Linked DNA regions of Mus musculus: regions 2, 3, 4, 5, 6 and 7 are each linked to region 1. The links are chromatin loops, found by intact Hi-C in ENCODE. Cell type or tissue: left cerebral cortex. All regions are shown on one strand.

What was found. Peaks named below come from ENCODE experiments on the same cell type or tissue, not always from the same donor. Only the 100,000 strongest peaks of a DNase experiment are listed, where the experiment ranks them.
Region 2: a loop joins it to region 1, with 5 times the contacts of the local background. A loop is called at or near these places in 25 of 42 quality-filtered maps.
Region 3: it touches region 1 in a loop (2.2-fold over the local background); 6 of 42 quality-filtered maps call a loop at or near these places.
Region 4: a loop joins it to region 1, with 6 times the contacts of the local background. A loop is called at or near these places in 30 of 42 quality-filtered maps.
Region 5: it touches region 1 in a loop (4-fold over the local background); 8 of 42 quality-filtered maps call a loop at or near these places.
Region 6: a loop joins it to region 1, with 10 times the contacts of the local background. A loop is called at or near these places in 15 of 42 quality-filtered maps.
Region 7: a loop joins it to region 1, with 8 times the contacts of the local background. A loop is called at or near these places in 11 of 42 quality-filtered maps.

The regions. Positions count from the first base shown.
Region 1 is chr12:12,940,228-12,944,227 of GRCm38, reverse strand. It overlaps Mycn (v-myc avian myelocytomatosis viral related oncogene, neuroblastoma derived), which reads left to right and starts at 2,392. Exons shown (of 3, transcript NM_008709.3): 1 at 2,392-2,592; 2 at 3,742-4,000. The coding sequence starts at 3,835. RefSeq lists an enhancer at 1,593-1,621. In left cerebral cortex, a CTCF peak has its summit at 1,643; DNase peaks (open chromatin) are centred at 2,937, 3,495, 3,712, 3,949 and 4 more places; H3K4me3 peaks cover 2,621 bases; H3K27ac peaks cover 2,000 bases.
Region 2 is chr12:12,780,036-12,784,035 of GRCm38, reverse strand. No RefSeq gene overlaps it. Among named protein-coding and RNA genes, the nearest start is that of Gm35104, 16 kb to the right of the region's middle. In left cerebral cortex, a CTCF peak has its summit at 2,328 (motif pointing left); no DNase peak of the experiment used is centred here; H3K27ac peaks cover 211 bases.
Region 3 is chr12:12,678,743-12,682,742 of GRCm38, reverse strand. No RefSeq gene overlaps it. Among named protein-coding and RNA genes, the nearest start is that of Gm34637, 11 kb to the right of the region's middle. In left cerebral cortex, no CTCF peak of the experiment used is centred here; DNase peaks (open chromatin) are centred at 955, 1,283, 2,006 and 2,172; H3K4me3 peaks cover 1,057 bases; H3K27ac peaks cover 1,096 bases.
Region 4 is chr12:12,418,804-12,422,803 of GRCm38, reverse strand. Gm34489 (a long non-coding RNA gene) reads right to left here and starts at 1,763. Exons shown (of 3, transcript XR_381260.2): 1 at 1,237-1,763. In left cerebral cortex, a CTCF peak has its summit at 1,812; DNase peaks (open chromatin) are centred at 1,345, 1,778, 2,254 and 2,989; H3K4me3 peaks cover 411 bases; H3K27ac peaks cover 318 bases.
Region 5 is chr12:12,174,188-12,178,187 of GRCm38, reverse strand. No RefSeq gene overlaps it. Among named protein-coding and RNA genes, the nearest start is that of Gm34348, 28 kb to the right of the region's middle. In left cerebral cortex, a CTCF peak has its summit at 1,747 (motif pointing left); DNase peaks (open chromatin) are centred at 1,703 and 2,224; H3K27ac peaks cover 1,071 bases.
Region 6 is chr12:12,322,064-12,326,063 of GRCm38, reverse strand. The region is part of intron 2 of Cyria (CYFIP related Rac1 interactor A); the gene reads right to left. Among named protein-coding and RNA genes, the nearest start is that of Gm34407, 35 kb to the right of the region's middle. In left cerebral cortex, CTCF peaks have their summits at 2,140 and 2,360 (motif pointing left); DNase peaks (open chromatin) are centred at 2,338 and 3,978; H3K4me3 peaks cover 390 bases; H3K27ac peaks cover 1,158 bases.
Region 7 is chr12:13,137,346-13,141,345 of GRCm38, reverse strand. No RefSeq gene overlaps it. Among named protein-coding and RNA genes, the nearest start is that of Gm38686, 13 kb to the left of the region's middle. In left cerebral cortex, no CTCF peak of the experiment used is centred here; DNase peaks (open chromatin) are centred at 106, 482 and 1,936; H3K27ac peaks cover 212 bases.

The sequences.
Region 1 (4,000 bases):
CAGATTCAGACTTGCTGGTAATTTCAGTAATTGCTGGTTTGCATTAAGAGCCGGAGATTAGAGATTAAGGTCCAAGGAAGATAAACGATTTGCTCAGAGGCATATAGAGCAAGTAACCAGGTCACCTTCTCTCTGTCCCCTCTTTTCTGAAACATCTTATCTTTTAGCAGAGTGAAGAGCACAGGTGTGGAGAGAGAACTTTATCCATAACTAACCAGGCCATCTTAGCCGACTTTCCCAGTCCCCTGCTGCTTGAGGGAGTTCTAGTAGGCTGGTCAAAGTGTCCTTTACGTGTCCGCTGCTGAAGTTCTGAGGAAGATTCTAGAAGCCAGATGTGGTGGCACAGACCTGTAGTCCCAGAGTTTGGGTAATGGCAAGAGGATCAATTCAAGGTCATCCTCCTCAATAAAAATAGAGTTCAAGGTCATCTTGGACTATATGAGACCTCGGCTCAAAAAACAAACAGAAACACCTCTCCTCCCCCCCCCCCCAAAGCAACAACAAAAAGAAAAGGTTCTGGGAGCCACACCTATCTCTCCCCCACTGTGCCACTAATAAACAAAACTAACCTGCCAGATCTGGCTGTCTAAAAGGGTTCCTTTCAATGGAGCCTACCTCCAGCGGCATCCAGGAACACTTACCATACAGCCCCTGCTGTGTATGTATAATTACAATCTGAGGCAAAGTTTTCAGAGAGCCAGCATCTTGAGGGAGAATTCAGCGGGAGGTCTCGGTTTGGAAGAGGCCAGGGGTGTGAAAATGAGGGTGTTAAAGGCTTTTGCAAAGGTAATGGGTTTTACATATGTGAGCCCAATAAGAAAGGCCTTGGAAGGGTGGCTCACCCTCATTCACGGCTACTTCCTAGAACCTGCCGCAGTCCCCAGAATTATGTAGGCATTCGGGGACAGATGGGAAGACTTTCACACATGCTAATACACATTTTGACCTTGACTCTCTAGGCATTCTCTTCTTCCTCGCTGGAGGTGAATGAGGGGTGTCATTTTCAATTTAGAGGGAAATGGAGACGCTTCCCCACAAACAAGCTTAAGGGTTTAAGGATAAATCCCACCCTACTGAGAATGTGTGTTGAAAAAGGGCTTCACCCAGGGACCCAGGTTACTCCTGGAAAGTTTTGTGGGGCAAGAGCATTTATTTTTAGCCCCACATTTAGGAAACAAACCTTTTAGCATGCTTGCCTAGACAGAAGTGAGACGCTGTGGGATGGGGAGGGAGGGAAATGTGCCCACGGCTGTGAGGAAAGAATACACGCACCCTGCTCTAGTCTAAATAAGATGTCGCGCTCTCTCTGTTCACGCCAGCTCGTAAGTGAGGCAAATGGGACACAAAGAGGCCAAATTAATGATGGCTTTCCTTGATGTCACCATCCGTAGGAACTCGAGGTATACAGAGCAGTCAGTGATTTGGGCAAGGAAAGCAGCGGTCCGTAATTCAACCCTGGCTTCGGAAAGGCTTTTGTTGGGAACGGTGGGCGCGACTTCAGGGGACGTCCCTCCACGCGTTTCACAATCCCTTCCGCGGTAGCAAGGATTCGCTAATTGTCTCGCGGGGGTGGCCCCACTCGGGCTCCGAGGCTGGGCGGTGCGGCTCCGCTTTCTGCTTGGTCTCCGCGAGGTGTCGCCTTCGGCCGAAGAAAGCGGTAAGGCGCCACCCTCGTAGCCCGCACTTATTTATTTTCAAACAAGGGGGGCGCCCCTTCCTTTCAATTTGAAACTAGAAACCTCCTGCGGTCTGTTTCTACGTGGGCGCGTCCTCGGCCTCCCATTTTGCACTCCTGTGTCGCCTTCCTTCGAGATCACACACGAACAGCCCCTCGACCAGGCCTTGTTCCACTTTAGCCTGGAGCTCATCTTTCACACAAACATACACTCGCGCGCAGTCCACGCAGGGACTGGGCTAGAAACCTCTTTTCCCATTCCCAGAACACACCCAGCGACCTTTAAAAAAAAAAAAACACGGAGTGCAGCGGGTGCAAGCCAGGGGGTCCAAAAGGGAGGGGGAAGCACTCCTCGGGTTTCCCAGCTTTGCTGCTTGCAGTCTGAAAAACGAGAGGGGGGAGGGGGAGAGAGGGAGGGACGGAGGGGGAGAGGAGAGGAGGGGAGGAGGGGGAGAGGAGAAGAGGGGAGGAGGGAAGGGAGAGAGAGAGAGAGAGAGAGAGAGAGTCGGAAAAAAAGAGAAAAGCAAATGGCTTTTGGCGCGAAAGGCTTTGGCGCCTCCCCTGATTTTTATGGAAATCAAGAGGGCGGGGAAAAGCCTCTTGCCTCTGCCTTTCTCCCTCCCCCTCGTCTGCGCCACAGCCCCCTTCTCTCCCCGCCCCCCGGGTGTGTCAGATTTTTTCAGTTAATAATATCCCCCGAGCTTCAAAGCGCAGCCAGTGACAGTCATCTGTCTGGACGCGCTGGGTGGATGCGGGGGGCTCCTGGGAACTGGGTTGGAGCCGAACGAGCGCTAGCCAGGCGTAAGCGCGCACACACTGCAGCCGCCGGAGGACAACCCCCTCCCGCCGCCGCTCCCTCAGCCCACCCGGAGACCCCAGCCCCGAGTCGCCTCCGGATCCCCGGCAGTCTGCGGGAGGTAAGAAGCGGTACTTGCGAAGCTTCGAGCGCCCGGGGAACGGCGGAGCGCTGCGGCTAGGCAAGCCCCTGGACGCGGCTCCGCACCCTGCACCCAAATATGCCGGGCTTTTCTGGGGGAGGGGGTAAGGGGGCAACACACCGCGTCTGCTTCCGAAACAAAACCATCTGGGTTTTTTGTTTTTTTTTTTTTCCTGAAAAGCCTATTCAGCACCCGAAGGCACCCTGGCTGGAAGAGACCCGCCCTAATCCCTTTTACAGCCCTGGCCCAGGCAGAGAAATAGCTTTAGCGAAAAGAAATTCGCCCGGCTCCACAAGATTTGTCTGAGTGTGAGGTGACTGGGAACCGGTGCGTCCCCACCCCAAGCTGGGGTTCTCCAAAAGGTGCCGCGGGGAAAGAAGGAAAAGGGGTTAGGCGAAGCTAGGTGCCTGAGTGATAATGTAGGTCACGGCTGCTCCGGCTTAGGAGACGCGATTCTCGCCGGCGACCCTGCACCATTCCTAGGGATGGGGTTCAGCCTTTCCCCCCGCCTGTTGAAGAGGTTGAGGTCTCTGAAGGAAGGGGAATGGAAAGGGTATAGGTATAGGCAGCGATGAGTACCAAGGGTATCTGCCAAGATTGAGGCTCTAGGTCTAGGTGGAGAGGGTTGTATGTAATTGCCTGTTGTTGGTCTGACTGGAGAAAGGCCCTTAATAATTAATAAAGTTTCCTGAACCCCGTTAGCGTTTGCGCTCCCGTGATCGCATTTCTGCAAAAGGGGAATGAAAGGTACTTCAATCCCATGCCTGGTAGCTGGGCTAGAGAGCAAGGACTTCCTTTAAGCAACTAGTGCAAGTGGGGTAGTCGCGCTAGTAAGAGCTGAGATCTGCAGCTTGAACAGCCCCCCTCCCCCAGGCAGTGCCTTGTGTGAATGAAACGGCAGTTTCCAAAGTTGCAGAGAGCCACACCACCCCCTGCATCTGCAAGCCCCCTCCCACTCCCAGTCTTAGACAGCTTGTACACAAAAGGAGGGAGTAGGGGAGACGCTCAACTTTCTCCCACCTTCCAGAGCTGTGGGGAGCTTGCAGAAGAGATTGGGGGCTCCCACTGCCTGTCCCCACCAACCCACCCCTTTGGCTCATTCTCTCTTGGTTTGCCTATTGGTTGTAGAGTTGGAGGTTGGCGCGACTCTGCTGCTCTCCACGGGAAGGAAGCACTCCCCCATATTAAAAAGAGCGGAGATATTAAAAGAGAGGCGAACCCATGCCCAGCTGCACCGCGTCCACCATGCCGGGGATGATCTGCAAGAACCCAGACCTCGAGTTTGACTCACTGCAGCCCTGCTTCTACCCGGACGAAGATGACTTCTACTTCGGCGGTCCCGACTCGACCCCACCGGGGGAGGACATCTGGAAGAAGTTTGAGCTGC
Region 2 (4,000 bases), 160 kb after region 1:
TAGCCTTGACATCACCTGCACTTAAAAAAATTGTTTTCATGTGAACATGTAGAATCGAGAGATACAAAGCTGATATGTTTTGTTAAATCGTGCTTTCTGGGACCTATTTGTGAGAGACCACTAAGCTGAGAGGTTGCCAGGCGACAAGGCCTTTGAGATGGAGAAGAGAAGAAAAGGATTGTCTTAAGCATCGTGTCCTGCTGTTCTCAATGTGGATCAGAGTTTGGAAAGCACCCACTGAAATCTGAAGACTCCAGTCTCCCAGGTCAAAGAGTTATACAGGAACATGCAACAACACAAATAGAGATAGTTTACTGGGAAAGAGAAAGGCTCTCCCGAGAATGAGAGTGGGTTAATGAGACAGGGTAAGGCACACAAAAGTGCTGGACCAAGAGGCTTAGGATCCTTTATGTGTGTGGTTGATACAGCACCTACTTCTCCCACATAAGTGTGTGTGTGTGTGTGTTTCGAGATTTTTTTTTTCTGTGTCACCCTGGCTACCTTATAATTCACTCTAGACCAGGCTGCATTTGAACTCACAGAGATCTCCCTGCCTCTGCTGGGATTAAAGGCACATGACACCAACGTTTGAAATATCATTTGTATTTTGTGAGCTCTTTTCCCCCTGAGCATTGCACGTAGCCCAAGTGAGGAAGGGCTTGTGGCTTCTCTGGTGCGCTTACCTTGATGCTCTCTCTTGCCACCCGACCCCTCTTTGTGATGTCCCAGGGGAGCCACAACAGCAAATTTAAAATTTATCTCCCAGGGAATTTACAATCTGGGGAGAATCAAATGGCTTCAGAGGGACTCAAGGACCCTCGAGAACACTCTGCTCTTGGGAATGAATCCAAGTTCTCAGATCTGGCGGTGAGTTTGAAATCACCGAAGTGTCAGTCTGCACTCTCAGGATAAAGCTCAAGTCCAGATTTCCTGAGCTGATTCAGGCTCAGGCCTTATTCCCCTCTGCAGCCTTGGAGCCATTGGCAGCTCCAAAGTGTCCCACTCTTCTCCCTGTCTCTCCTCTGCTCCGCACTGGAGACTGATTGCCCTTTCACCTTTATACCTGCTTGGACCGGTTTACTCTCAAAGTTTCCTCAGAAGTCACCTGCTCTGAGATATTGTTGGTGGGACTGGGTTTCCTTGTTCCTAGGAGCCTGTCACAGCATGTGATTATCTGTATCAGCACCATCTTGTCTACTGGACCACGGAGAGACCCTGGGGCACCTTCAGCTCATCTCTAGATCCTAGCTGGCACCGCAGCACCTGGCTTGGATGAGGCAATGGGTGTCAGGAGCCATCAACAGTGCCTGCAGCTAACACAGAAGAGCCTACTGTGCACCAGGCTCTGTGTCGACACGTCACCTCAGCATTCCTACTAATTCTTGGAGGGCACTACCTACATTTTACTCTAGAGGGAACAGGGACACAACAAAGAAACTTGCAAAGGTCATAAGAGAATTAAGAGATAATTCAAACTCTGGAAGTTTTCCTCCATATTCTTCATTTCAGACAATAGTGGTGGGGTTCAGAACATGCTACCCCAAAACACATACGTCACCTTAGCATGTGAGGAAATTAGAGAAGCAGGAAGACTTTCTGATCCCCACTCGCCTTGCTTGCAGAATTCTCCATCTCTTCTCTAAAGTAAGTCATAGCATCCCTACTCTGGGGTGGGATGGGGTGGGGGTGTCTTTCTCTAAGACAGGATAGAAACACAAAGACACTTGGAGGACCATGAGAAGGAAAAGGAACCCTTCATCTTGGAGACTAATTTAAGCCTCTTTCCATAGAGAAGGTAGAGTTTCAGTGCAATTAACAATCGCTTAAGGGCTTTCTCCTGACCCAGCTGTTAAGTCTGGAGTTTCCTAGGAATCTCACCAGAAACCCTGGATACAGGTACATATTAAAACTGCTTGTGCAACCTAGTGGCTCCTGGTTTTACTTTGTCCTGTTCAAGGCCTCTCCAGACCCACTGAATAGTCTGTCTGTCTCACCAATCAAAAGAGAGAGAAAGGAGAAGATGCTTCCAAAATGTATATGAATAATGCTAAAATAATTCACTGCAGTTTTCCCTTGAGAAGCCTGCAGTCACACTTGGTCATGACTTATGTTCTTTCTGAGTGTCTCTCTTCCTCCTAATCCTTGCGCTTAATGTCTCTACTAAAGCATGTTTCAGGGGCTGGAAAGATAGCTCAGTATTTAAGAGCATTGGCCCCTCTTTCAGAGAACCAGGGTTCAATTTCCAGTACCTACATGCTGGCGCACACCCATCTGCAACTTTAATCCTAGGAGATCTGATGCCCTCTTCTGGCCTTTGAGGGTATCAGGTGCGCACATGGTACACAGATACATGCAGACAAAAACACTTGTACACATTACATTAACTGATTAATTAAAAAATATCTAGTAAAATCTCCAACAAATTTCATATTGGTTAGACCTGAAATTCTCCCTCAGCCTCTTGAGTTCAGGGAATAGAGGTGAGCATCACCACGCCCGGCTAATCACAGGATACCTTCCAAGGTCAAACAGGCAACAAACATTGAGTAGATTTAAAACAACAAAATTCACAAAAATTGCACTGGAGTGTCTGGCTCTGAAGTTGAAACTCTTGTTGAAAAAGGAAAAAAAAAAACCAGAAAAATGAAAATTTGAGCCCTGTTTATAAATGTCTTAAGACATTTTCGGTCATATGCCTTTGTCATTCTTTTAATCCTCCTTAGAAGTGTTTGAATCCACGGACAGCTTCTACTGGGTGATGTAAATCCTCCCCACCATCCCGAGTTTTCTTCATATGCCTAGCATGTGCAACAGAGTTGTTGTGTCAGGGACAGCTGCCTCCCCAGTGCTGACACGGTCTGGATAGGAGATGCCTGTGAGTGGCATCTACTCTGTCATTCGGAGTAGATGGCCTTGTTTCCTCAGTGGGAGCTTGGGTTGAAACGCCTTGAGCCTGGAAGTGGGTGAGTGACCAGGGGGAAAGTTGGCCTTATCATGGCTCCTCCACCTTTGCCTTTCCACTGTACAGCATCTCCCTTGTGGATAGCTTGACTCCGTAGTCACAGAACTGGGTGGGAGGAAAGCAGTGCTCATCTAGGGTGCAAATGTTTCCAGTTGCCTCCCTCACCTTTCCCAATCTTCTCTCTCCTGCTTATATCTGATGAGAGACAATAGATAGTAGACACATCTGTAGACACATCTCAGTTACTTTTGTGTCCCCTCCTGTCCCCGTCCCCATCCTCAGAGCACATAGCTAGACCCTCCTATATTTTGTGTTGTGTCTCAGCTCTGCAGGTACGGGTCAAGCTCAGTTTCCCCAGGCAGTGACTGTGTCAACGTCCTCAGTGTCTACTGAAATCTGGCACAGTGCAAGTGTTTAGAACACGCTTGGTGAATGAATGAATAAATAAATAGATGGAAAACAAAGGAAGACAGTGACAGATTTTCTTTTATTTTAAAGCTCAACTCAGTGGAAAGTAGGTCTTTATTTAAGGACTTTTCATTTGCAGCTCATGGGAATTCGGAATGAAGCCCCAAGGTCGTGAGTTTCTCTATTTTTGTTTTGCTTATTATACTTCTCTTTGGGGTTATTTACTGATTTATTTTAGCTTTCTTTTGTGGCTCAGTTGCTGCTTTCTTTGTTTTAATTCTGCTGTGATTTAAATTGAGGCTCCTTTGGAAAATCTGACATTGGAGGTAATGAAAAGTCTCTAAACTGAAAGCCTGGGGACCCTGGTTCTAATTTCACTGTCACCAACAAGATGGACTTTGAGACAGCCCCTCCTGAGTCACGGTGTTTGCTTGTTCACTCATAAATCTGTAAGATGTGGTAGTAGGTGGGGTGATCTTGATCGCCTTTGTTCTGCTGACAGTTTTGAGGTTCGATTGGGCAGAGAGGAAATAGCTTTTCATTTTGTTCTGAACCTGTCTGAACTCAATGATATGTATGTGACATGCACTAGTTTTTTTAAGGTTAAGAGTAATTCTTCTAGGCCAGTGG
Region 3 (4,000 bases), 260 kb after region 1:
AAAGTCATTCAGGAACTTGGCTATTCAAAAATAAGGTGGCTCAAAGTTCACATGGCTACGGGTAGGGTTAGGTCTTTGTGTGTGTTGAAGTCACTCAGAATTCCTTAGAACAAGGAGAAAGAGAAAAAGCTGGCAATCCATCCTGAACACACCCACTCTTGGAAGCTCAGCAAGGTGGGTCTTAGTTAGTACTCAGATGGGAGATAAGGTAAGAAAGCTGCAGTCTATGATGCTCAGGTATGTGTGGTATCTTTTATCATTTGTCTTCCTGGATAAGGTCTCTGGCCTTCAGAAGTTGAAGGAGCAAAAAGTTCAGCTCCCTGAAGCCAGTGGCAACTGATAACCAAGCACTTACATGTGCTGCTCGTCCCTCTCTGAGATCCACAGGTCTGTGCTTTACCTGTATACACTGTAAGCATCATTGATTGATCCTTGTTCTGCCTCTGATCTGCATCCTCCCCATGGGCCGCATCCTTCCCTGTGATTCTCATCCCCCCTGGACCACATCCAGTCTGACAGCCACATCCTATCTGTGCTCTGTCTTCTTGTGCTTCCCCATCCCCACATCCTTATTCTCCGTATGATCCACATCCATGTTCTTGTCCACATCCTCCCCAGTCGTTGGCAGCGCCCACGAAAACCAGCTGTACTAATTGTTCCTTTCCCCAGGTCCAGGGGCTCTCAGTGAGTCAGCACTAGGTTGTCTTGGAGTTCCTGGCAGTGTTGTCCATGACAGCACCACCACTCTTGTCCATGCCAGTCCTCTGTTATTTCCCTGCCCCAAGTCCCCACGGCTATGTCTGCTCCACTGCCTGAGACCTGCTTTCCGAGATCCCTCACAAGACACTTGACTCCAGGGAGCACTCCTGGTACCACAGATCTGGCAAGATAACCTTCTCTGTGTTCACACAGTGCTAGTCCTCCACTGTGGCCATCCCTCATATTTATCCTGATATTGCCTCCTCCCTCAGACTGAGAACACTCTGAGGGTAGTGGATGGCCCCTGGTATCTCTATGCCCAAGCTGGACAGCTACAAAGCTGATCAGATAAGTGACTGTGCTCCAGGAACAGATAAACCCAGAAATCTTAGCGGCTCAGGACTTTAAGGTTAATTTCGCACATTCAAGTTCATTGCTGGTCTAGCATTTTCCTCTGCTGTGTCTTTTTGAGCATTAATCGCCATTGAGCACCTGGCCTCCAGTCCCAGCATCCTTCTGTCCACTCCTATTGTCCAGAAGCATCCATGTGACCTAGGCTACTCACAAGTGAGCCCTGGGTAATACGGGAGCTTCAGAAAGCTCTAGACCTATCTGAGAAGGGCTTGTGGAGGTAGGGAAGGACATCCCCACAGGCAGAGAGGAGGCTTCCTCGCAGGCTGAGTGAAATGAAGCTACATCCCTGTCACCTCAGTCAGAGACCTGAGTTCAGATGAAACTCTGCTGCTTGAAAACAAGGGGCAGGACCCTGGAAACGCCCGATTTAGCCCTGTCAGTCTCCAAGCAGCACAGTGTTCCCAGCTCTCGGAGTCCTTTGTCCTCTGTAAGCTCCCTTAGCCTGCAGAGGTGACTTCTTTATTCTCTGAGCTGCTATTTATAACTTCCAAAGCACCCCTACTCCTTTGGTTCTGTATCGAGGTTCAGAAAAAGAGCCTCTCCCCCCGGCACCCCCCGGCACCCCCCGGCACCCCCCCCCCGCACTCCCCCACCCCATTGCCAGGCCTCTCTCCCCCAGAGCAATCCCGTAAATAAAGGATGAAAGGCCCCGTAATTATTACCATTCGACAACACAGAGACTGTCAAAACCAGGAGTCCAACAAAGGCCTGTACATAAATCACAGCTGATACAATGGCTCTTAGCTGAAGGGGAGAGGGCTTAGAGTCTCAGCGCGGCTGAAAGGAGGTTTGTGTCTGGGGGAGGAGTCACGGGAGTCACGCAGCCCTGGGGAAAGAGATAGGCTGAATGTCTGAACAGAGTGCCAGCCTCATCAACGTGCTAACACACCAAAGACAGGGTAGCTATTGAACGGAACTCGAGTGAAAATCCCGGGAAAGACTCCAGATGTGGCATCTCCACAGTGCTGGTGAGGTTACACCGCATCAGCAGGTTACAGTCTAGCCTGGCAGGGTGTTGTTCCCTACAAAGATACCCTGGCTTGCAGCTCTGCCAGTCAAGAGCCGCCTACAGCCGGGGTGTAGACCAGGGTTTGTGGAGTCAGCAAGGGCTCTCTGGGTTTGAAGAGAGATCAAGTGGGCTGGGCTGCCGGCTAGCTTCCACAGTGTGTGTATGTGTGAGTGGGGGCGTGTGCGTGTGTATGTGTGCTTGCCTATGCCTGTGCTTGGAGGTGAGGTTGCAGGCATTTTCTGATAGGCAGAAAGGAGGATACACTCCTTGGTGACAAATGCTATTGCTGAGCCAAGCCGGATCTCTTCAGTACTTGTCTGTGCAACGGAGATTTCTTGATAACATTGAGAAGCGTTGTCTTCTGGGTCAGAGTTTACGTCTTTGGGCACAATTATTGCTTTTGAGTTAGCCATTCGGTGGTCCCTTAAGAACTCAGTCGAGGGGCTTGGGAGATAGCTCATCAATAAGCGCTTACCTTGGGAGCACAAGGACATGATTCCCAGAACTCACATTAAAAACAAGCTGGGTGTGGTTGTGCACACTTGGAATCTCAGTGTTAGGGAGGAGGCAGGTGGGTTTCTGGGACTTCTTAGCCCACCCCCTCAGCAAGTTGCAGAATGCTAAACTATCTGCCATTTAAAAAAAATGTAGAGAGCACCTGAAGATTGCCCTTTAACCTCCAGCTCCATTTGCATATATACGCATAAACAGGTATGTACACAAGTGTGCCTGAATCCACATGAACATGCGCATACATACATGCAAATGCACACGGAATTCAGTGGCTTTAACAGATTGCTGGTGACTGTTCTTATGCATCATGTACTGCTTGGTATTTATGAATTTCAGATGGATTTCTTTATCTGAAGAAATTGTCCTTAACATATAAACAAAGGGAAGGAGTTAGATACAGGTCCAGAAGCCATATCGTGCATGACCAGTGTAGACAGACACCTACTGGAGGTGTGCTGAGAAGCACTGACTTTGGAGACCACTCATATGATGCTCCTGGATTGACGACACTGGGTGCCATTGACTCTTTCAGAGCTTCAACAGTGTTGGATTGTTAATAGGACTGTAAGGATGAAAAAAGAATCCTGGGGCCAATAAAATGGCTCAGAAGATAAAGGTGCTTGCCACACTTGCTTGATGACCCAAGTTCCATTCCTGGGACCCATATAAGGGTGGAAGGAGGCACACATTCGTTGTGTGTGTGCTCCACACACCCTTGTATACACACACACACACACACACACACACACACTAGCAGCAGCAGCAGCAGCAACTACAATTTAAGAAGGAAATTCTAATTGTCCTGTTAGGCTGTTCTCGACCATGGCATTGGTGACGTTTTAAATCAATAGGAGAGCAAGCATAGCTTGTGAGGCAGGTTAGCATCACTCTGTGACCTCATTCTACCATAAGAAAAAGTCATCGACCGTCTCCTTCAAACAATGGGGGTGGGGGTGAGGTAAGGCTGCAAGGGTGAAACAGAGGGACTCGGTCGCTCCAGACAGAGAGATGGAGCCCAAGTGCTTTTCTCGTGGAGGCATTCTATCTCTGTTGGCCTAGGACAGCAGGCAAGGGCTCTGGTGGACTCGAGAATTCCCAGGAGGCCCTGGGAACAAGCAGCCTAGAGACCTTGCTGAAATGGAGTCCCAAAGCAAAGGAAGCTGGAGACCTTTCATAGAGTCGAGCTCTCCGCTAGCCGACCTCTCCTAAACTCATTCAGCCACATAGCTATTAGAACTCATTGTACCTCTCTGGACCACAGCAGTTTGCCGGGCTGCAGAGTACTTGCAAGGCAAAGAGAATCTGTACTCCTGGGGGTAGTGTGGTTCCCAACAGTCTCTATTGGCCAGCTTGGCCTCATCTTCA
Region 4 (4,000 bases), 520 kb after region 1:
AAGTGAGATTCCCAGCTTACATCTTTAGAACACTTACAAGAGAGAATAATAACAATAAAAATAACAGCAGATATTAACAAAGAGTAGCTATTGCGGCGCGGGTTGTTCTTAAGTGTCTCATGAACCATTAGACTATCTTCATTCTCCAAACAACCTCCTGACGTTGGTGTTGTGAGAGGGGTGACTGAATCCTGTCATCCAGCTCTTCTCTCTGGGCACATAGCTAAGACTATTTCCCAGCCTCCTCCTGAATTCTGTGTGTCATGTGACTTGAGTGGCCAATTGAATAGGGTTTGGAGACTCTCATCTCTTGCCCCTCTATAGTTTATCTCAGGGGTCTTCAACAACCAACTCTTGGAGTTGCTAGAATGACTCTCAGCCTTGGTCTTTTGGAATGGTTAGAAGAGAGTCCTGTGCTCCTCTAAAAGTACACTGGAGGATTTTGTGACAGAAAAAAATAACTTCTTTCATGTTAACATGCTTGGTTTTACCTGTGACACCACATAGTGGTGCTCTGACCAAAGTTTACAGATAAAGTCACCGCAACGCAGGCAACTCATCCTGATCACACATCTAGCAAATGGAATACAGTCTGGACGATTTTAAGTAGTCTGGACCCTTAGTCACATATTACACACACTCTTATGGACTGGAAGTTACCAGAAAGGAAAGACTGTGAGAGAGGTAGAGGTGACATCAGGGACTACGTAGTCTAGTGCCCCTTGGTGCCTGCCAGGCTCTACCCCAAAGCTAAGGAGGCAACTCTAAGACTCTGTAACAAGATGATCCAACAGGCTGACAAGGATCCTTTTGCTGAACTCCTAATAGCTCGCTGGCTCCAGCATTTAGCCAGACTCTGGAATGTAAATGCAAACTTTAATCTCCACCTTTACAGATGGGAGAATAGAAACTAGAGGATAGATAGCCCACCAAAGGCCAACCTGTTGCGAGGGGATAGAACAAAGTTCGAATCTATCAAACTCCGAACTGTTCTTATAACCATCATCTATGACTTTGCCTCACGTGAGGGCGAGGAGCTGAAGATGCCCATGGACAAGCTTGAAGTGAAGAACGGACTGTAGGAAAAGCCTCCCATGCTTAGCTACTGGTGTTCATTGCTCATTTGGAAGTCATTACCACATGTGAGGTGGCCGCGCCTTTACCAAGGTACCATGAAAAACAGCTTCCCAGTGGAGTTTCCTTTATCCATCTGCTTTGAAGCACATGTCTGCTTACCTTTGGTGTCTGCCCTGAGCTTCCTCCAGAGAAAGCCTGAATTTAGTTCCTCAAGGAGATCTCTGAGCTCAGCACTCGTGGGTGGGCAGCAGCTTGCCTTCAAAGGGGGGTGCAAAGCGCTCACTCAGTGGAAGAGTGGAGGGGGCGAGTGGGAGGCTCCATTCCCATTTCACAGACGGGAAGACTGATGGCAGTGAATGAACTTTGCTGCTGCCCACAGACTCTCACAATAGCCACTGATCTTATAATTTCTATAGCCCACGTCTATGGATCCGCAAATCACCAGAGTGAAAGCCGATCTGGGCCCAGTAGGAAGGAGACGGTCCTTGCTGTAGCCTATTGGACCCACTTGCTAAAGAGCTCAGCTCCATCTCCTCCCCTTCCGATGGCTCAGGGGTCCCCTCTGCTGTGATCCACAGCTCTGCGTTACATGGGTCCCCGTGAGCCGTGGGGTCACCGCGCCCTGCGGCTTCCTTTGTCCCTGCCCTGCCGCCGCCTTGGCGTCTGCAGCAGCTCAGAAGCCGGAGCAGCTACGCAGGGCGTGCCGGGGCGCTGCTCAGTGCACTAGCACCATCTAGGGGTAACTGGGTGAAGCCCAGAAAGCAGCGGGCAAGCTGACACCTCAGCCTTCCCCAGACCCCCCTTTAGGTTTTGTGGTTAGAGAGGAAGTGGCAACAAGCCCACCCTCTTGGCTCTCTCTCTCTATTGAGATGGCGTTCTATCTCCAATCAAATTCCATCTTTTAATGGTCGCTAACAAACAAGGAGAGAAACTGAGGCTTTGGAGGGTTGGCTTAAAGATTTTAATACAAATTATGACAGGACAAAGGGCAGAACCAAGTGTTCAATCTGTGCATTTGGCCTCTACTTCCTGTGTGACCTTGGCCAGATCAAGTGACCCCAAGAGACCTAACTGTGTCACTTAACGTTAGGAACTGTCCACAAGGCCTTCCTTGGTCCTGCTTGCAGGGAAGGGCAAGCCAACCAAGAGAAAGAACAGTGCAGTAAAACCCTGCCTGAGCATGTGAATCAGAAGAGATGAGTCACTGGTCAAGATCAAGAAGAAAGGATGTCTGAGAAAAGAGCCTGCTCCATAAACTTGCCAAATTATCCTGCCCACAAAGGCAGGGCTCCATCACCCTCCAGGCAAAGGCAGCTCCCTTTAGACTCTGGCTTTGAGGCTCATGGCCAGGGTTATTATCTCCATTTTACAGCTGAGAAAATCGAGGCAGAAAGAGCCATAGATATTTTCTCAGAGTTGAGTCCCAGGGTAGCCAAGAGTGACGTCATCATTTGCTCGGGCTGAGCCCCTCTGAGTCTGGGTGGGAAACTACTTAGGGAGATTCTGGAATGGTCTGGAAATGTGGTGTGTGTGTGTGTATGTGTGTGTGTGTGTGTGTGTGTGTGTGTGTGTGTGTGTGTGTGTGTGTGTCTTTCTCTCTCTGTGTATGTGTGTGCTGGGGGGTGGGAGAGCAACCACTTTGGTCTTACCAACTATAAATGGGTATGCCTGGAATTGTGTTAACATTGCCTTCTATGACATTTACCAAGACCACAAATTTGAAAAATAGCTGAGTAGGTTCATGTACAGACAGTTTACACAAGTTTAATAAAACAGATTTTTTTCCCACGTGACATCAGTTGCAAACCAGGATGCAGGGAAGGGTGCTTCCTTGAGAGCCCTCTGCCATCAGAAAAAAATACAGTGGGAACTCCCTGGGAGTCCAGGATGCTGGAGACAGATGACTCAGCCCTGACGAGATACTCATGGGAGAACAGAGATGGCTCGGCAAGCCCCACTACTTCTGTCAATTCCCAGAACCCACATAAAGGTGGAAAGAGAGAACTGAAGCCACAAAGTTGTCTGACAACCTCCACAGGTATGTGAAGGGGCCAGTATGATACCCACTCTTGCTCCCACATCATGCACACCCATGCACATGAGCACACACCCACAGTAATAATAAATAAATTAAACTAGTTCTTTTGAGAGAGGTGATATGCACACTAGAGGATAGTGAAACATGCTCAGGTGGTCTTAGCACAAAGAGCTACAGAAACCCTGTGGCCATGTGGCTTTTGTGGTGGTCTCTCCCCCAGCCCCTCCCCTGCCCAGAGCCACTCTCTGTCCCTCCCCTCTCCCAATAGACAGTGCCCCACTGGTTCTCTGCATCTTGGGCTTCCCTGAAGCCTCTTTTCTATAGTATACTGACAATATCCCTGTGGCTGCCAAGAACTAGGGTTGCACAAGTTGACTTCCCCTCCTCTAACTAACACAGCTGTGTCTTAACCCTGCTGTACCTTGTAGCCAGGCCACTTTGGAACATGCTGGGCCAGTCATTTGTATAGACTTCGATGATTGTCCTAATCTCTGAATGTGCCCCTCCATTTCAGCAAACAAAGAGGGCTTATTTCTTATCCCTAGTATCCTCTGTGATTCAGCCTATATCAATCTGTCCTTTACCAGATTCAGGTCCTGTGTCTCATACATTGTATGCTCTTGAGACCCTGGGCTGTGTTTAGTCTGTGCCCTATATATCCTACTGCCATTCCAGGAGAGCCTATGTGATGGCTTTCCAGAAATCTTGTTGAAGTAATGATCCCCTTAGACATTCAGTCTGTGTGGATCTCAGACATTGAAACAAGAAGCTGTGAAGTTGAAAGTTGATGTGGGGACCCCAAGATGTTAAAGATGCCAGAGCCATGGGATACTTGCTGGGATATTTGATATTTGGGAGCTAGACCCAAGGCCAAATTATTCCCAA
Region 5 (4,000 bases), 770 kb after region 1:
GTCTGTTAGCTGGAGAGAACACAGGCTAATTTACACATGCATTGCATCCTGAGGGTCACTCTTCCATGGCATTATCAGAAGGATGCTTTGACCAAGAAAGGGGATTGGCTTTTCCTTGGCTGACGTTGCTGGTAAGCAATGCTTCTCAGGCTTCTTCTGGTTCTGTGGCCACAGCCCTCGGTCAGGCATCTTCAAGCCGTCGTAGAACAGCAACCTGTAAGTTTGGCTTAGGCCCTCCCCTAAGCAGCTTCAAACCACCCATCTCTTTATCACCCATCTCTGTACCACCACCACAAGATTGGCTCTGCAATTCTCCTACTTAGAGCACCATGACAACTGTCCATCACTCAGGTAATGTGGGACCACCTTCCAGTACCACACAGGGATTCTCTGCTGGCCATTCAGCACCTCCCTGTCTCTGCGCCAGGTGTCCCTTCTCTTAACACCAAAGTCCCAGTTATATGGAAATTCTCCCCTTCCTGAGCTTCCGGCTTTTTCTAATGGCCAGATGCCTTTGTTCTCTACATCCTTGTTCTGTTCTGTTCTCAGCTCCTGTGTCACCCCCCTTAAGCTGCAAACTCTGGGACAAAAGGCCAATAGTGCTTATTTAACATATCAAAGCGACCCCACAGCCAGATTCTTCTCCCAGCATCCCTCAGTCCCTACCTGTTACAGGGTATCCTTGCATACTCTGCCCTACAGTCTGAATTTTCCAGGGGCTGGGCTGCCCTTCCCCCAGAGGCTCTTCTCTGAATAATCCAGCCATTTTGGTTCTTGCCCCTTTCATTCCTTAGGCCTCCTGGCTGCTGAACCATTTCCCCCTCACTATCCTTTTCCTTCCCCTCCCCCACTCCTCACAAGGCTCAGAGTCATTACCTCTGTGGACTTGCCCAGATGTGTCTACCTCTGGCTTTGCTCTCCCTTTTATCTACAATAACCTTTCTCCTCCACCATTCCAAGGAGGGGGTCAAATTCTTTCCTTTTATTTCTTTTTCCTCCACTCATGCAGCTACAGGAGCCTGACCAATCTGAGCCCCCAGCAGAATTAGAGTATACTGCCCTCCTCTTGGTGGGCCATTTGTCCTCCCTCTATCATCTGACCGTACCTATGAGTCACCTCTGTCTGCCTGTTAATCGGGTGGTAACCGGAAATGGGACCACTCTGTCTCCTGAAGGCCTGGCCAGATGAAGAATTCATTGCAATTTGATGAATCTGTGAGAGACAGACCCAGGTTCTGAAGAGATGGCCTCCCGACTTTGTCTCTCTAGCCCTGTCTGCCTTCAGCTCCTGTAGAAACAGCTGCAGGGCTCACAGGCCAAACCCCATGGGTCAGAGAAACAACTGTCTTGTGAGTGTGTGTTTCCCCTCAAAACAAAGATTGCAACATCCTCCTGGCCTGGAGTTCACAGCTGTGGGAGGAGGTTGCACTGGGTAGTGCAGGGTCAAGGAGGCAGAGGTGGGGGTGTGGGGGACCGTTAGGTCTGAATAAGTACCGAGGTAGAGCTTAGCCCCACCCCCACCAAGCCGGGTGGTGCAAACACTGTGAAGAGCCCGGTTTTCCTTAGCTTCCTCCCCACGTTTTACTTTTCTCTGATATTTGATTATGTGTGAATTCCTTCTCATCCCCTGGGAGCTAGCACCCTACCGCCTTTGCAAAATATCTGAGTTACATTTTTGCAGATCGTCAAGCTTCAAGGGCATTCAAACGACCTTCTAGAGGACTGCAGTGTCTTGGTAAGTGATGCCCCCTGGTGGCCAAATGGAGTAGTTGCAATTCGCAGGGACCATGAAGTAAGAACCCTGGCTTTGTAATGGCCATGAGGCTCTGTTCAGCAGATGTCCCACTGTCCCTGAAGGATTGGCTGAAGGGCAACAGGGTTGTGTGTGTGTGTGTGTGTGTGTGTGTGGTATCAGGCCTTTAAGGATGCTGAAAGTTTACCTTCTATAATCTGAGTGCTAAAGAGTTGTTTAGAGACCCACCCACTTATTTCTCAGATGAAGCCAATTCCAGGGAGGGGAGAGGGAATTTCTCAGTCTGTATGACAAGTTGAAGAGGCAGAACAGGCATGTTGGTTACTGATTTGAAATTCTTTCCTTCTAGCATCTTGGGACACCTGCCATGAAGTCCTTCCTATGTTTGCTTTCTTTCAGAGGAAGAGAAGACCAGCATCTTCCCTCTAAATCTCCCTCGGTTGGGCTCCATCTCAGTCCTACTTGCTACAGGAAGTCTTCTACAAATAATCAGAGGACACATCCAAAGCTCTCCTGGAGCTGGTCCAAAAGTTAGACGGTAGAATTTGAACTGTGAACACATTGCATAGAAACAACCTCACAGGGCTTGACAGTCTAATGAAAAGTAATAGTCAGAGAGACAGAGAGGCACAGGTCGAAGGACAATTGAGGCACTATTGTGTATTTTGAAGAAAATAAGTAGGGCAATTTGGTAGAGGACAAGTTTAAGTGAGGCCCATGAGCATGGTCAAGGAGGATTGCACTAAAGCAGGGAGAACATTCAGGGAAGGTAGAGGAGAGGTGTGTAGAGGCTGTAGGTCTGGGGTGAGATTGGCAGGTCCCATCGTGGAGAAGACTCAAGAGGTGATAGACTAGTGGCCAGGAAGAGCACACCAGGGCAAGAGCAAGGAAGCCAGGCCAGAGGCACAATCTGATTTATAACTCACGTGAATCCCAGGCTATGGCACTGCCAGTCTCCACTTTCACACCAGCTCGTCTCCTCCAGAAAGTCCTTCACCACCCTACCAAGTTGGAGTCACTTCTCTGAGCCCTGGTGTTAACATCTCTGTGTCTCTATCATTGGGGCTATCCATGACACACCAGCTGTGGCTATGTCTTTTGACTACCCAGCATAGTAAGCTCCACATTCAGAGAGACAGAGACAATGGACCCAAATCTAGAACATTCTGCCAGAGGCAATGTGTCCCTATGCCACCGCTTCTTGGTGTGTAAGGTGAGACTAGAAATGCACATTGCATAGCTTTTTAAATAATTAAGTAATAAGTATAAAACGTTGTCACAACAATGGCAGGCACTATGTCACCTCTCGTTAAGGAGGAGATGTCCTTTCTGGGTATGTTCCCAGGCTAGCTCCAATGAGATCCATCCTAGCGTCTATGGTGGCAGTTGCATGCTTTGGTAGTTGCATAGGGAGACTTTGGAGGGAACACATTTAGTCAGACTGAAGAAGAAAACTGAAGGTGGCATAGGTTGATGGAATTCTGAATTATTGAATAAAGTTAATTTATTTAATTATTCCCTTTGGCAATATACACTAGACAAAACAGCTTGGGTTTTTTGTTTGTTTGCTTGCTTGCTTTTTTGAGATAGGGCTTCTCTGTGTAGCCTTGACTATTCTGGAATTCTCTGTAGATCAGGTTAGCTTCAAACTCACAGCGATCCACCTGCCTCTGCCTTCCAAGTGCTGGCCTTAAAGGTGTGCAGCACCACAGCCAGGCTGACATACTGTTCTCGTGCAGCTGTTCTTGGGCATGGGTTGTCTATTTACAAAAGGCACCAGACCAGAGGTTCTTCCTCCCTTAATCCTCAGTGAGGATGGTCTTTGTTTCATTGGCAGCCTTCTTCAAACACACGTGGCTCACATGGGAAGGACGAAGCTGGACATTCTGGTCTCATTCTGTACTTGCCCCATCTTCCTTCAATGTTCTCCATTCACTTACAATGATTCACTAATTGTATCATTGTAATACTTGATGTTATATTTATTAACTTATTCTTTTCTCCATCGTATCTAGTTTACGTCGCCCTACTGCTCTTGGAAAGAGGGCCTGCGCTGGAGTGTGGCCAACCTACCAGGCGCCACATCATTAAAGAAAATCGAGTCTCCCTCTTTCCTCAGCTACCAATATCTCCTCTGCCAGGGGTGGGATTCCATGCAGATATCCTGTCCTCCATACTGAGATTCCATTTAGACTGAGCTTAGGCAGGTCTCTTGCATGCTGTCACAATTGCTGTGAGTTTGAGATG
Region 6 (4,000 bases), 620 kb after region 1:
GTGAGTGTCTGTCTGTCTGTGTGTGTGTGTGTGCACGTGTGTGTGAGTGTCTGTTTCTCTCTCTCTCTCTCTCTGTGTGAGTGTGAGTGTGTGTGTGTATGTAAATGTGGGAACCAGTACCATATTTCTCAGGCTCCATCACCTTGTTATATGACACAAGGTCTCTGACCTGGAGCTTGCCAATAGGCTGGGTTGGCTGGCCAGCCTGCCCCAGAATCCACCTATCTTGGCCTCACACTGGGTCACAAGCATGCACCACCCCATCTGTCTTCTTCACTAGTATGTGAGGATCAGACCTAGGTCTTCACACTTTACATCCATGTCCCCCACCTCACCCCCAATCTTTTCTTGGGGTTTCTAGCTTCCTGTCAGGAGGCGCAACATGAGCTAAGCAGCAACCGTGCAGGGAAAGGTAGTACCATAGGAAAGGGTCTCTGAGACCCGAAACATTGCAGAAGCATCAAAACATTTTCAAAAGCCATTCATTGCAAATACTACAGTCCCAGAAACATTAGCGCTCCATTGAGTTTGAAGAATGTAGAATCCCCAAAGTACTGAAATCTCATTTGAGAATTTAGAATCGAAAAAGGGTCTTTGCCCCTGAAAGGAATAATCACATTGATTTGAAACCCTCTTTCCCACAAACAAAACTAATGTTTTAAGGTTAAAAACCCTGGCATGAGCCCTAAGCAAGCTGTGCAGACCGGGCAGGGCAAGCCCAGGAGAGGGAAGGGGGTTGGGAGCTGAGCTGGCAGCTGTGTGTATGGGACCTGGGGCTACTTCCTGAGTGAGACCCCAGGATGCAAGCAGGGTCAGGAATCAGCAGGGCTCAACAATGGCTATTTCAGCACAAATATTTCAAGATACTGTGGTGTCCTAAAAGCCCATAAACTTGGTCCAAAGCTTCCTTCTAAATTTCCAACCCAGAAGAGCTCATAGAAATATGAACCTGGCACACGATTCTGCCTCCTTCTTGCTTCTTTTTCTCTGTGCTTTCTTTGCCACTGGCACCCTATCCCCTCAGCCTGTGAGGGGCCTAACTTAGCAGCCAAAACACCCTCAAAGACCCCTACTCCCACCCCCAGCCCCAGCCCCAGGCAGAATTAGCAATCTTTCTTGCTTTGCATTTTAAAGAGGCTGTTTCCTATGCATTTGCAGCGAGTTCTTCATTTCAGTAACACCCTGTCTGCACCCGTGCATCATGCATGGGTCCAGACAGACAAGCGCTTTACTGGCATGCTCTGAAATGGATCAGATATACTAGCTATGTAGCCTCTGAAAATAAAGGCAATGGCATTCATTACAAACAAACCCAACAGTCACTGTTAAGAAAGAGTGGGAAAAGCCAGGCCTTTTATCGCAGCACTGGGGAAACAGAGGCAGGAGGATCTCTGAGTTGGACGTTAGTCTGGTTTACAGAGTGAGTTTCAGGACAGCCAGGTTACGCACGCGCACATGCACACACACACACACACACACACACACACACACACACACACACACACACACACACGCACGCACGCACGCACACACGCACACACGCACGCACGCACGCACGCACGCACGCACACGCACATTACCGCCGCCACCACCAAAAACCAAGCTCTGTGAGGGTAGCGGAGTCAGGGGAGGTCAGATCAAACAAGCAAGCAAACAAACAAACATCCTAAAACAAAGGGTAATCACTTTCTGGAAATACTTCGAGTTTTGGAGCCTACGGGGAGGAGGGAGGGGGGTGCCATTCTACTCTAGATTCTTGGGTTTTCCTTGTCCATAAAAAACAAAGTGTTCCCTTTCAGTTTTGACACACATAAGAGAATGTTGGTCAAGGGTCCAAGGTTGTCTTTGGACCCCTGTTCATCCCCAAAGCAAACTCTAGTTGTGTGTGCCCCCTGCTTTGCATCTGTAGGACTGCAGCCACAGGGGGAGCAAGTCCTTTTCCTTTCAGTTAAAATCTGCAGGAGCTGCTTTCGCGGTGGGAAGAAAGCCGACGCAGACCACCGCCAGGGGAAGGCGGGCGCTGAACGGCTGCGTTGGGCTCATTCACAGAGCTATTAATCATACAAGAGCCCATTTATGACAAACACAGGTCACTCCCTTTGCATGACAAGGCGGAGGGGTCCACAGAGGCCCATTATCCTCCCCCAAAACAGAGCATTGTGGGCGAAGTGGGAGAAGCCATGTGCTCACACACAAACGGACATTGTAAGGCTGTTTGCACAACCCCGTCCTGCTCCTTGCGAATTTCCTGCCAAGGAGACATTTAGATCTCACAGAGTCCGCACAGCAGACATTGCTCATTCAATATGGCTTCGGGCAGTAAGCCCCAGAAGCCCGGTGCACGGCTCCCTCTGCTGGCCATATCTGGAACTGCAGGCCAGGGATGCTGAGACTTGAACCTGAAGGATGCTCAGGACCTCAATTTCTTTTTTGCCCTTTGCTGTAAAAGCTGGGTGGGTGTGAACTTTGGGAAATAGGAACCCTGCAACTACAACCGGTACTAGCTTCAGCACTTTTGATAGGTCATATAATCCTTCAAATATTGTTTTATAATCTGAATTCATGCCACTCATTTAGCTGCTCTGAGATCAAATACTAAATATCGAGTACCTGCCTGACACGTGGTGAGGGTGATACAAAGGGTCTTCTCTGCTTGCTTTCAATAGGATAGAAATGGCCACATCACTGATATGGAGTCAGAAGAGGCAAATACAATGCCTACTGGTAATGCCATCATGTTTTGATCAGAACAGAGACCTTAACTCCTGGTGTCTAGATTCTCTAACACTATTGCCATCTCTATTTTAGACATGGCATCATTGTGTGTTATGTGTTGGTGTGGACAGCTCTGTACATGTCCCTGGACACACTGCTTCACCAGCCGTTGGTGATGCCCCACCTTGGAGTAGTATTCGGATCCAGGAAGGCCCTGCAGGAAACAGCAGAGCAGCCTTTTTCTAGTTCGACAGTCTTAATCAATGCATTTCATTAACATTCACTTAACCTTTCCTGGTCTGCACTTCACTCTGAGTAACTGATGACTTCACTGCTGCCAAGCATTGAGTGGCCGTTGCCACAACTGGCATCTCCCTTAAGTCTGGCATCTCCCTTAAGACTGGCGTCTCCCTTAAGTCTGGCATCTCCGTCTGAATTCTGACCTGACTAATGGGGATGATTTCTCTTTACAGGGGGTATCTATGAGGACTCTAAATGAGATCTCTGATGACACCCCAGCTTGTAACTCACTGTGTCCTCGTCCCCTAAAGTCCACACACTGAGGCGATGCTTAGATTCTCCCAGGGAACCTAAACTTAACCCGTCCATAAAGAAAGGCTCCATTTCTTACCTTGGAACCAGCCCTTGAAGTCTTCCCTAGCTCAGTAGATGGCAACTGGGTGAGCTTCCAGATGCTCTGTAGAAGGCGCTGATGCTGACCTGACTTTGATGCATCTCATACCCCACACCCAAGCCAACAGATCCCACAGATCCTATACTCCGCACTCAAGCCAACAGATCCCAGAACTCTGCTTTTGAGACAGGTCATGTGTTCAATTCTTTCTCTCAATTACCAGTGTCTCACGCTGTCCTAGTCAGGGTTTCTACTCTGTGACAAAACACTATGACCAAAAAGCAAGCTGTGGAGAAAAAGAGTTTATTCGGCTTACACTTTGCCTCACGCTTCATCATCAATGGAAGGAAACCAGGACAGGAACTCAGGCAGGGCAGGAACCTTGAAGCAAGGGCTGATGCTGAGGCCATGGAAGGGAGCTGCTGATTCGCTTGCTCCACATGGCTTTCTCAGCCGGCTTTCTTACTGACCCCAGACCACCAGCCCAGGGATGACACTGCCCATGATGGACTGGACCCTCCCTTCTGGTTCACTAATTGAGAAAATTCCCTACATCTGGATCTTATGGAGGCACTCCTTCAACTGAGGTGCCTTCCTCTCTGATGACTCCAGCTTGTGACAAGTAGATACACAAAATCAGCCAGTGCACAG
Region 7 (4,000 bases), 200 kb before region 1:
AAGAGATCCTATGCCCCTTTCTTACTTCCATGGTCATCACACACATGTGGTACAACAGATGTACATTCAGGCAAAACCCTCACATAAAATAATCTACAAAAATGCTTCTAAAAGTGAATAGCTCTTGAGGCATGACATCCAAGATTTCCTTCTGGCCACCACACACATGTGAATGCAAACCTGTGCGATACTCTTGACCACGTGCACACTGTAACTACAATAATGTCCCAGTCTGTTAGTGAGAGTTAGAACATTTTTCTAAAGTCATGGAAAATCTAAAGGACAGATGCATTCCATTTTGTCCACCCCACTCAAAAAAAAAAAAAACCCTAGAAAATAAACATCCCTGCTTATCTGTGACTATTTGTGCAACTGGATGCCTTTGCAGAAAGATCCTGCAAGGATACACAGAGGCTCTAAGCTGTCTGTGAGTCACCCATGCCTGTGCGTGGGCTTCGGTGTATTCACTAGACCTCTAAATATATACATGTATTTCGGGAATGCGACATCTGGTTCATAGAGTAGATCCATTTTCAACATTGTTAGATATTGGCAACTTGTCCTCCAAAGTGGTTGTGTGCATTTGCAGCAATCTAATTGAGTTCTCCTCGCTCCACATCTTCACCAACACTTGATGTTATCAGAGCTTTCAAATTCTTGCCAGATGCACAGATGTAAAAGGCGACATTCTTTGGTTTTCTGTTTAAGAACTGCCAGTGGAGGGGCTGGGGGCATGGCTCAGTGGCAAAGTACTTGATGTATAAGTGTGAGTCTCTGCATTCTAATCTCCCAAACCCACATGAAGCTGCATGTAGTAGCATGTGTGTGTAACCTCCATGTTCCTGTTGGGAGGCTGGAGGCAGAGACAAGAGAGCCCCCTGAAAGCTCACACCAGCTAGCCTGCCATATGTAGTAGTGAACAAAAAATAGTGTCCCTGCGCCAAACAAGATGAAAAGTGAGTACAGACACCCCAGGTTGTTCTTTGACTCCCATACATGTACCATGGCATGCATGCCCTGCATACACACACACACACACACACACACACACACACCCCACTTGATTGAGTCCCTCTTCTGTGCACAGTACACACATACCACACCAAGATGTCTAATAGAAAATCAATTATTAGCCTTTCAGTTATGCTTGGTGGTGTACATACTCACAATACTCACATACTCAGAAGGCAAAGGCAGGAGAAAATGGCTTCAAGGCCAGCTCGAGCTATGCAGCAAAATTATGCCAAAAATAAAAAAGGAAAAGAAAAAAAAAAGACAAAAAACCCCAATTAACTAACTAAAAATAAATAAATAATATAATTACACGCTTTCACAAATTACTCCATAATACAATAGCCTAAAAGAGAGAAGTTTACTATTTATTTATATAGAGATGGGGGTCTCACTATGTACAGCTCTAGATATCCTGTAACTCATCTTGTAGACCAGGTTGCCCTTAAATTTACAGAAATCCATCCACCTCTGCCTGCAAAATGGAGGATTAAGGCAGGTGCCACCATATCCAGCCTAAATTGTTGTTTCTATTGGACATCTATCTTTCTTGTTGGTTCATTTGATTAACAAAATATCGAACTGAGGGACCGAATGGATTATCTCTGGCTTCTTTAACGGGACAGCATCTGATGGTTATTTTATCACTGTCCATATTTAACAGCCCTTCCTTTCTCTCCTATCTTTTGTGAGAGAAAAATGATTTGCCGAGTGTGTGCTCTTGTTGGAAATCCACACCAAGACCAATAGACGAACATCAGCTGGCCTTCCCTGTTGTCACAACACAGCGGGAAGCACAAGGGTGGGCTGCAGTTCCTGCTTGGCAATGTTGGACAGGCCAGGCAGGACCAGGCTGCTGCGTGTCCTGCTTGTGCCTGATCCTGAGAAATCCTCTACTTCTTCCTCAGCTGCTGTCCTTATGCAAACTCCTGGCATCCTCTACCCAAATCCCTTTGGTTTAACTTATCCAGAGTCTCAGTGGCTCTTGGCAGGAGCGCTCACTCACACAGAAGCTTGGATATGTTTCTCCCCACAGAGGCTGAGATCCTCAACTGTGTGACAGGTAGACAGACAGACCAAGGTCTCACGCAGGTGGGAACAAGAACATGACCTCAGGTCTCTCTATAATTGTTCCCACCACTAACTTTTTTCTTTTTCCAGAAAATTTCCAAGGCTCCCTAAAGGCTTCTAATCCATATCCTTTGACCTCCTGATTCTGGGTCCTGTTACCAACTCCAGGAAGCTTCAGAGCTTTGTCTCCTCTGTCAACCTCACTGAGCCTGGATGCCTGTCTAGTCTGGACAAAACCTGAGCTCTCCTGCCAGGTTGCCCTGCTACTACCAAAGGCATCAGAAGGCGGTTGCAAGTTTCTGCTCAGCACTCTTGTGTTTCTGCCCTGTCCCTCTGGCTCCACGCTCTTCCCAGGCACACTGGCTTCCCAGGCATTTATCAGGGTCTGTGTATGTTTTTCTTGTGTGGGATTTGAAATGATTTCTTTAAACAAGGTCTGAACTAAGATTGATTTCCTCTCTTTATTTAGAGTGTTTTGTTTTGTAATATGGTTCTTTTAACAATCTAAATTGTGGGAACTAGGGAGAGAAAAAAAGAGAGAGAGAGAATTTTCTGACTCCGTATAAATATAAATTACTTTATCTGCCTTTGAAGACTTCCATGTCTTTTCCTTGAAAGGGTTAGAGCCAAATTCTTTGGGGGTCCCTTTCTTGTCAGAACTGTTATGAACAGAATGATAGCCATCCTAAGACTTGCATGTAGGGCTGGGAATGAGACAATCTGGGTTCTTTGCGGCGCTGTCTGTTTTTCTTTCAAAGTACAGCTGTATCCATTCATCAAAACTTCACAACATAAAGTTTCCTTTAATTTGATCTTCATGGTAGCCACAGAGGTGAAGAGGCAAACGAAAGCCCTCCAGGCACCAGAGGAGGTTTGGCTTCCTGGTCAACTCAGTCGCCAACTCACCAAGTAGCTCAATCATTTGTAAGTATATTTAAAACTATTTCTGCATACCTACTATGTGTCAGGTTCGAAGTCTATATAAGCTATTGTGAAATGATCTATTAAGCCTTCCTTGCATGCTAAAGGAACCACCCTGCTCTGGTAAGTTCTGCTTATACTTGAAGGCCTCCCACGATGGGAACTTGTCATCTGTGATGACATTACATTCCACAGAGGATGGCTCATACTGCTTGCATCCCCCTTTACACAAGACTGACCCCATCTAGTGTTTGTCACTATGCAACCCAGCACATACACAAGCATGCCCCCCACCCCCCACCCCCGCTCTGATGGGAACGGTCTGTGCTTGTGTGTGAGTTGGAACATGGCTTCAGAATGAGCTCCAGTTTGCTGTTCATTTATCCTTGGGGACGATGATCACAAAGATGACCTGACAAGGCAGCATGGGTAAGGACCCGGTCATCCTTTATCCCGTGTCTAAAAACTTAACCAACACGGCATTTAGCTGGCAGTCATGTTGTTCCTACTGACCTACATGGGACTCAAACAGATGAAAAGTTTCTATTCCTCCCTGCACTGCTTCCCCCTGTCTCTCAGACTGGATGGGTGGGCAGATGCTCTCGTACACAGCTGCTGTGGAATTTTCTCAGGCGAGGCTTCCTCCCATCCTTTTCAAAGGGCTGTGGACTCTGACTTCGTGGTCACAAAATGTTGGGTTCAATGTGCATCACACTCATATTGGACCATCTAACAGTTCTTTGTCCAAGTATCAAAATTCTTGTAGATGCCGAGCCCAGGAAAGGCCCTGTCTGGCTTCCTTTGATTCATCAAAAAAAAAATTGATGCAGCTGTGTGCCTTTCTCCAGCATGTCTATAATGAGATGTGGCCCATCTTGTCAAATAGTTAGCTCTAGTGTACACTTATTTCTTCTACTAAATCTTCCTGATACCCAAGCCCAGGGAGCCCAGGAAGAAAAAAAGAAAATTTTAAAGCAACTTATTAGGTGGTTGCTCC